2 separate regions of the Homo sapiens genome follow, and region 2 is linked to region 1. Evidence: read pairs that join two places in POLR2A ChIA-PET (ENCODE). Cell type or tissue: B cell. All regions are shown on one strand.

Region 1 (4,000 bases):
TTCATATTGAAAGCATTGCTAAAAGGATTTCATCTGCCTATAATTAGCCACCTCCTCTGTCCCCAAAGGAAGGCCCAGACTTCACTAGTATCTTGGGGCACAGAGAGTCTCCCAGCAAGATGTTGGGTCTCATATGAGGACAAAATTCTTGATCTGGAAAAGGAAGATATATTCTTAGAATACCAGGTTAGAAATCAAAGTGAATTTTTTTTTTTTCCTGTAAAAGTCCAGATAGTAAATAATTTAGGCTGTGGGCTAAGTTCTCACGTAATCATTACCTTTTATGGCCCATTGTAGTGCAAAACTAGCCATGGATGATGGGTAAATGAATGGGTTGGGTTCAATTAAACCTTTATTTATTGACAGTGAAATTTGAATTTCATGTAATTTTCACATTAAAAGGATTAAAAGGCCTTCTTTCTTCCCTAACCCTAACCCCCACACCCGCCCCCACAAAATGTAAAACAGGGGATGGTGGGAGGCTGGAATTGACTTGTGGGTCATAGTTTGTCAACCTAGTCATAGTTTGTCAACCTGTGCTGCAAAGGATGGAACTTTTTATTTGTACTTTTTTCAGGCTGTGAGGATATTTCAGTACCTTGAGAAATGGACTCTTCTCATACACGCTGCAAAAACATCTTTTTAACTGGTTGCATCATGCCAAAGAAGATTACACATTTTACCAGGCTAAGCTTTTCAAAAATGTTTCCAAGAGAGAGTCTTATAAACAAGACAGAAGTCTAATTCTGAGTAGTAACTGAAGTCAGTGATAATTCTGTTTTACCAGCCGTGATATTCCTTGGATTAGGATACTGTTGAATGCTCCACTGTGGTAGTCGTAGTAGTCATGGACCCACTGGAGCATTGTTTGTTAATAGACCTGGTTCCTAGGTTTGACTTGATGATTTTTGCTTTTTAGTGTTTAGTAAAAAACTACCTTCTGCTCAGTTATGCTGCTGGGCTTAGTAAATTGTGACCACAGGGTGGTATGTTTCTCTTGTTGGCTTTAATTGTTGCTAAAATCGAAAGGAAAAATATTCTGTACATAATGAGAATTTACTCCCCTAATTATGATGCTAAAATGGCCCAGCCTTCTCTAGATTGATTTTTCTATAGTGCATTATTAAGATTTATATAGTATTAAATCTCAGTGCTTTAAACCTTGATGCTTTGTAATCTTTTGTTATGGTTACAACAGGAATTATATAGTTCGTAATTGGGAGAATGCTAATAATTAGGACTGTATTTCATAGAATATATTTAGCCACTGGCCTTGATTTAAAAAAAAAATCAATATATAAAAACTACTAAAGAGTATTTGCGGCTGGGTACGGTGGCTTACTCCTGTAATCCTAGCACTTTGGGAGGCTGAGACGGGTGGATCATCTGAGGTCAGGATTCGAGACCAACCTGGCCAACACGGCGAAACCTTGTCTCTACTAAAAATACAAAAAAATTTAGCTGGGCGTGGTGGTGGGTGCCTGTAATCCCAGCTACTCAGGAGGCTGAGACATGAGGATCGCTTGAACCTAGGAGTTGGAGGTTGCAGTGAGCTGAGATCACGCCACTGCACTCCAGCCTGGGCAACAAGAGGGAAACTCCGTCTCAAAAAAAAAAAAAAAAAAAAAAAAGCAACTGAAAGACAAAGATGTCTTACCTTCTAGTAGTTGCAAAGTCATAGACAAAGTTATTGGCTCAAGATTTTTGTCTGATTTTATGGGATTAATGTAGGGGTGGATAAAGAAGAGTAGGAATGTCAGATGGTCAGGAAATACAAATTATTAGAAAAGCAGCCTCCTATTGAAATAGGTTAAAAATATTATAGACCGAGAGTTGAACATGTTCCAGGAGCTTTCCTATACAGTCATGTGTTGTTTAAACTATGGGGATACGTTCTGAGAAATGTGGTATTAGGTGATTTTGTTTGTTGTGCAAACATCATAGCATATACTTAACACAAACTTGGATGTTGTAGCCTGCTGTGCACTTAAGCTGGAGCCCAAGCTCGTCTTCTTTGCACTCTACCCTTTCCAGGCAAGCCTGTTGCTGGAGAATGTATGGACTTGGTAATGATTTATGGGATATAGAATTTAGAGAATTATTGTCAACTGGAACACAGGAGTTAAGGAGCATTCTGAGTATAAGGATGTGATCATTTATTATACCCCCTCCATCCTCTCTGCCTTATTTTTGGATTTTCTTCTATGTCTCCCCCTGCCCCTCCCCTTTTTAACCCATTCATCAAGTAAAGTTTTCCTTCATCTTGTTGATTAACTTACTTGTCTAATGACCTCCACTAAAATGTAAGTTTAAAGAAGAGAGAGCGATCTTATTTTCAGGTTCATTCTGTATTGTGAATGCCTAGATGATTGCCTGGTGTATAAGTGCTCAATCTTTATACTTGTTTCAGCTTACCAGAATGGGGGCATGGTTTAGATGATAAATTTGATTTTCCCTTAAATATGATGTTTGATAAAGATAGGCTGCGAAGAGGAACCTTACTAATGTAAACTTGCTATATTGTTTCCTTTCCTAGGGTGATTGTGTTGTTACAGTGCTGCTTGCTGAAGAGGACAAAGCTGAAGATGATGTAGTGTTTTACTTGGTATTTTTGGGTTCCACCCTCCGTCACTGTACAAGTACTCGGAAGGTCAGTTCTGATACATTGGAGACCATTGCTCCTGGTAAGTATTTGAATGGGATCCTTACTAGCTTTTCCTAGTTCTTAAACCCTTTTATTCGATGTTTATGAGTATAGAGTGACAGGAAGAGTGAAGTGTAGACAGTATAAAAAAATTTATTAGTTTATAAAGCAGTTTGAATATCTGGTCCTGCTGGTATTGGAACAGATTGCCAGTTTTTTATTGCTGTGCCATTTTATGTATATTACTGTTATGTCGGCCACCTACCAAATTCTGTAAATTATAACTTATTTAAGAACTGGGATTATGACAGTTGAAAGCTGTATTTATCCTCCTACTTGGCAAAAATGATGTTGAAAATTCAAGGATTTAAAGATTCTAGAGAGTCTCTAGGTATATTATTGCCAAATTTTTATGGACAGGGAATAAAAGAAGGTAGTCAGCATAGATACCGATTTCTTTTCTGAAGAGTATTAGATATCCTTCCTTGTAACCCACAGCTCCAGTCATCTTGTTTCCTGTGATGTATATCATATCAGAAAGGCTTTTCTGGAACTTGAGGTCTGCTCTCTAGCAGGTACCATCCAGTATCACCATTGCTGAACATTTATTATGTGTTGGTGATGGGGAGAAACAGCTTCTTAACCTAGGTATAATCGATCAGTCCGTGACTCAGTTCTCATTAGGAAAGGAATTGAGGTAATTTTTATAAACATAATACTTCCTATAATAGGAACACTTTAGGGTTAAAGTTCGAGGGCTGTGTGTTTATATACCTGTGTGTGCATATATATCTAGAAAGGGCATATAAGTAGATACAAGGAGACTGCAAGCAGATATAAGGGAAAAGGCAAATACAAAAAGCATGGCCTGTGTCCTAACTGTGATCCTCAGTCACAAATCCCAACAAAGTCTGTTCTATTGGTGGAGAGGGATGTACCTGGAAGCCCTTATGCCTTTACTGGTAAGGTCCTTAAATTAGGATGGGCAGCAGGCAATTACTTTCTCAGAGTCACTGAACTTGTATGACAGCCTGGAGCTCTAAGTTTGTACCAGATCCTTGTACATTGTCCTCAGCCTCCCTTTCTGAGCTCTAGTTCACATTTCTTCCCTTGACTTTGATTCTAGTACCACTTTATATATGTCTATGTAAGTACCCTTGCCCTGCCTACCCAAGCCAAGCAGAATGGGTATTAGACTCTGCTCCTTTCCTCTAATTTGGTCCGAATCCTCAGAAATCATTCCTGACCCCTTTGCTTTGGCCCTGTAGTCCTACCTAGTACCTGGCTTTTCTTCTGTTTTCTGCTAATCATCTCTCCTCTTAGCCACATTTCAGTATTTTTCCATCATGCTTATGA
Region 2 (4,000 bases), 110 kb after region 1:
CGAGCCTTACATCTTCACACAATCTTCCTTTTCTAGAAAGTAACAATAGATTTTAAAATAGATTTTTCCATTAAAAAAAAGAAACTCAGGATGAGCACCCATGTCACACCTACTGTGGTAGCTACAATAAGAAAGATAACAAAAATAGGTGTTGACAAGAATGTAGAAAAATTGTTGAATGGTACAGCCACTTTGGAAAACAGTCTGACATCTCCTTAAAGTATTAAACATAAAGTTACCATGTATGTAACCCAGCAGTTCCAGTCCTAGGCGTATGCCCAGGAGAATTGAAAACATGTCCACACAAAAACTCTGAATGTTCATAGCAGCATCATTCGTCACAGTCAGAAAGTGAAAAAAAAAACAACCACCCAGATTTCCATCAACTGATGCATATAGATAAGTAAAATGTGGATATATCCATACAGTAGAATATTATTTGGAAATAAAAGAAGTAAAGTACTGTTACATGCTTCAACATGGGTGAACCTCAAAAACATTTTGCTAAGTGAAAGAACCCAGCATGAAAGACCAAATAATGTGTGACTCTATTTGTATGAAATGTCCTGAGTAAGCAAATTTGTAGAGATAGAAATACATTCGTGGCTCTCTAGGCACTAGGGGACAGGGGATGGGGGTGAGGCATGACTACTAATGGATATAGGGTTTCTTTTTGTCAAGATAAAAATGTTTAAAATTACATAGTGGTGATGGTTACACAACTCTATGAATATACTAGTACTATTGAATTATATACGTTAAATGGGCCAGTTTTCTAGTATGTGAATTACATCTCAATAAGGATGTTAAAATGCAAAATAACACACACACACTTTCTCTCTCTCTCTCTCTCTCACACACACACACACACACACACACACACACACACACACACACACACACACTAAATGCAATGTGGTGATTTGGATGGGATCCTGGAACAGAAAGAGAACACTAATGGGAAAACAAGTGAAATCCAAATAAAGTCCGGAGTTTACTTAATAGTAATGTACCAGTGTTGGTTTCTTAGTATTGACAACTGTGTTATGGTTATGTAAGATGTTAACGTTGGAGAAACCAGTGAGGAAGGGAGTGGGGATAAACGGGAACTTTCTGTGCTGTCTTTGCAAACTAAAGTTATTTCTACTTTTTATGTATACTATTTTTTGTATCAGCCTGAAGTTGTTACAAAATAAGTTTATCAAGATAAATTTTTTAAAAATAAAAGAAATATATAACCATTGAAGAAAATTTGGGAAACTACAGGAAAGTTAAAAGGAATATAAGTTGTCTCTTTGTGGTCGTTCAGACATATCCACCCAATTGAAAATAGATTAGGAGATTGCACCACAGAAGTGTAACATGTCAAGAGATTTTTGGCTGCCACTGTGTGTAAAATTTTTAATACTATATAATATATACTAATTGTTAATGTGGTGGATCGGAAATTGTTCCGTACTTGCAAGCTGGCAAGTTAACTTACATCCTGACACAGTTTCATGGGTGCTGGCTGAAGTCATGGCATTCTAGGGTCAGAGACAGGTAAATGTATTACTCATTGCATAGCCAGCAGCATCAGCATCACCTTCTCGTTGGTTCTCCTTGCTTCCTAAGCCCTATGCAGGCAACACGAAGGGGTCCAGGTTGATGCTGTGTCACAGCTGAGAAATCTAAACCTGAAGAAATCTGAATTTTTATACAGTGGACAGTAAGCCTGTGTGACCTTTGCCCTTGACTGAGACATTATCTTTATAATACTGGACAGAAACAAACCTGCCCTTTGCTTCGGAAGGAAACAGTATTTTTATCTTCTAAGGGTGTTTGATATACAAACAGTCTTGAAAAGATAGTCTAGAATAAAAGGACCATCAGGGCTTTTGCTGATAAAACCTGCAGAAATGCAAGAGGGACATGGAGAATTGTTTTCCAACATGATTATGTTCTCATCACTGTTATTATGTTCTCATCACTGTTACTCAGAAATTAGCATATTTACTTAAAGATATGTAACTTTAATTTTGTTCTAGTAGTATGTGTTTATTGTATATAATTTTGTAAAATATGAAACTCACTTTATGTAACACATGTACCTAAAATGACAGGAAAAGTATAGAGAGTCTTAGTTGCTTGCATATTCAAGGCAAATAATGTTCACTTTACTCATTGGCTGTGGAATGACATGTGGTATTGAGAAGGTAATGAAAAGTATTCTAAGAAATAAAATTTTTTTTTTTTTGAGGCGGAATCTTGCTCTGTCGCTAGGCTGGAGTGCTGTGGCGTGATCTTGGCTCACTGCAACCTCTGACTCCATGGTTCAAGCGATTCTCCTGTCTCAGCCTCCCAAGTAGCTGGGACTACAGGCATGTGCCACCACGCCCAGATAATTTTTGTATTTTTTCAGTAGAGACAGGGTTTCACTATGTTGGCCAGGATGATCTCGAACTCCTAACCTTGTGATCCGCCTGCCTCGGCCTCCCAAAGTGCTGGGATTACAGGCATGTGCCACCGCGCCCGGCAGAAATAGAATTTTAATAGGGTTTTCTAAACTGTTGGCCCCTTGTTGAAGGTCAAGGTAAGAGACAGTAATATGGTAATTCGTAGTAGTTCATTTCCACATTCTTTACTTATCACTAAAGAATCATCTGAGCTCTTTTATTTCTGTAAACTAAACTTGTTGCTGTATTCATGCAGCCTCTTCTTATTACAGGAATAATAGGGGCGGGGGGGGAGTAATTTTTTCCCTTCCAGCTTAAAAGTGTAGTTTTGTATTGCAGTACAGTGGTTCTATTAGCAGAGAATCTTATTTCACAGTAAGTAAAATTTGGCTCATTGCAAATGAAATGCCATTTGAAATTAAGAGAAAATTCTCTGAATGACTTTTTTTTTCTTTTTTTTTTTTTTTTTTTTTTTTTTGAGACGGAGTCTCTCTTTGTCACCCAGGCTGGAGTGCAGTGGCACAATCTCGGCTTACTGCAAGCTGAGCCTCCCGGGTTCACGCCATTCTCCTGCCTCAGCCTCCCGAGTAGCTGGGACTACAGGCGCCCGCCACCACGCCTGGCTAATGTTTTTGTATTTTTAGTAGAGACGGGGTTTCACTGTGTTAGCCAGGATGGTCTCGATCTCCTGACCTCGTGATCTGCCCACCTCGGCCTCCCAAAGTGCTGGGATTACAGGTATGAGCCACTGCACCCGGCCTTTTTTTTTTAAAAAGGAAAATGTGTTGTTTCAATTCTTTGAAAGATGTGGATAGGGTGTTGGTAAAGTTACAAAATTTGTGGTTACTTCCTTATTGTGTATACCTTAAAGTACCTTTCAGAAAGGATATTTTTAAATATGTGTAATCCCAGGGCACCTGCTGAAGATTCAGTTCCATTCAGGATTACTTTTAAATTTTTGGCATCATTTTGTAACACACCAGGAACTGAAACCTTGATGGCCCCTGATTCTTGCTGTTTTTGCTCTCTGTAATAGTAAAATAGCTGAACAGAGCAAATGATAAAGTGTTTTGTTTCATGTGGTTCTAGTTTGCCTGGTTATTTGCAAGCAGTTTAATTCCTTTCATTCATTTTATTGTCAGTTATAATTTGACAAAATGTCTCTAGCTTTCTGCCTTATGCCACTTAGCATATACAGTAAAACTGTTGATCTTTGTCAGCAGAAGAGTTTAAGATTCTCACTAAAGTGATCAGAAATATATTTTAGAGGTTATTGAATAAAATCAAGGCTTCTGTCTTTGAGCATACAAATATTCACAACTACTTAGTAGTTTGTTTAGATATTTCTGCTCATATTATTTAGAATTACATCTAAGTATGTCAGTTTTAATGATTAAAGGGTTATAATGTTAAGGTGTGTGGGAATTGTGAAGACTAAAATTTATTTTATATTTTATACTTCTGTTTTTGAGAATGTATTTGTTTTCAGCTTTATTCTGGTATAAATTTCCATACAACAAAATTAACCAATATAAGTTTATAGTTTGGTGAGCCTTGACAAATAT

Evidence for each region. Peaks named below come from ENCODE experiments on the same cell type or tissue, not always from the same donor. Only the 100,000 strongest peaks of a DNase experiment are listed, where the experiment ranks them.
Region 2: POLR2A ChIA-PET joins it to region 1 with 9 read pairs; 2 of 35 experiments call an interaction of 5 or more read pairs at or near these places.

Annotation. Positions count from the first base shown.
Region 1 is chr15:85,518,892-85,522,891 of GRCh38, forward strand. It overlaps AKAP13 (A-kinase anchoring protein 13), which reads left to right. Exons shown (of 37, transcript NM_007200.5): 3 at 2,537-2,684. Among named protein-coding and RNA genes, the nearest start is that of AKAP13, 140 kb to the left of the region's middle. In B cell, no CTCF peak of the experiment used is centred here; no DNase peak of the experiment used is centred here.
Region 2 is chr15:85,630,649-85,634,648 of GRCh38, forward strand. The region is part of intron 8 of AKAP13 (A-kinase anchoring protein 13); the gene reads left to right. Among named protein-coding and RNA genes, the nearest start is that of LINC02883, 130 kb to the right of the region's middle. In B cell, no CTCF peak of the experiment used is centred here; no DNase peak of the experiment used is centred here; H3K27ac peaks cover 429 bases.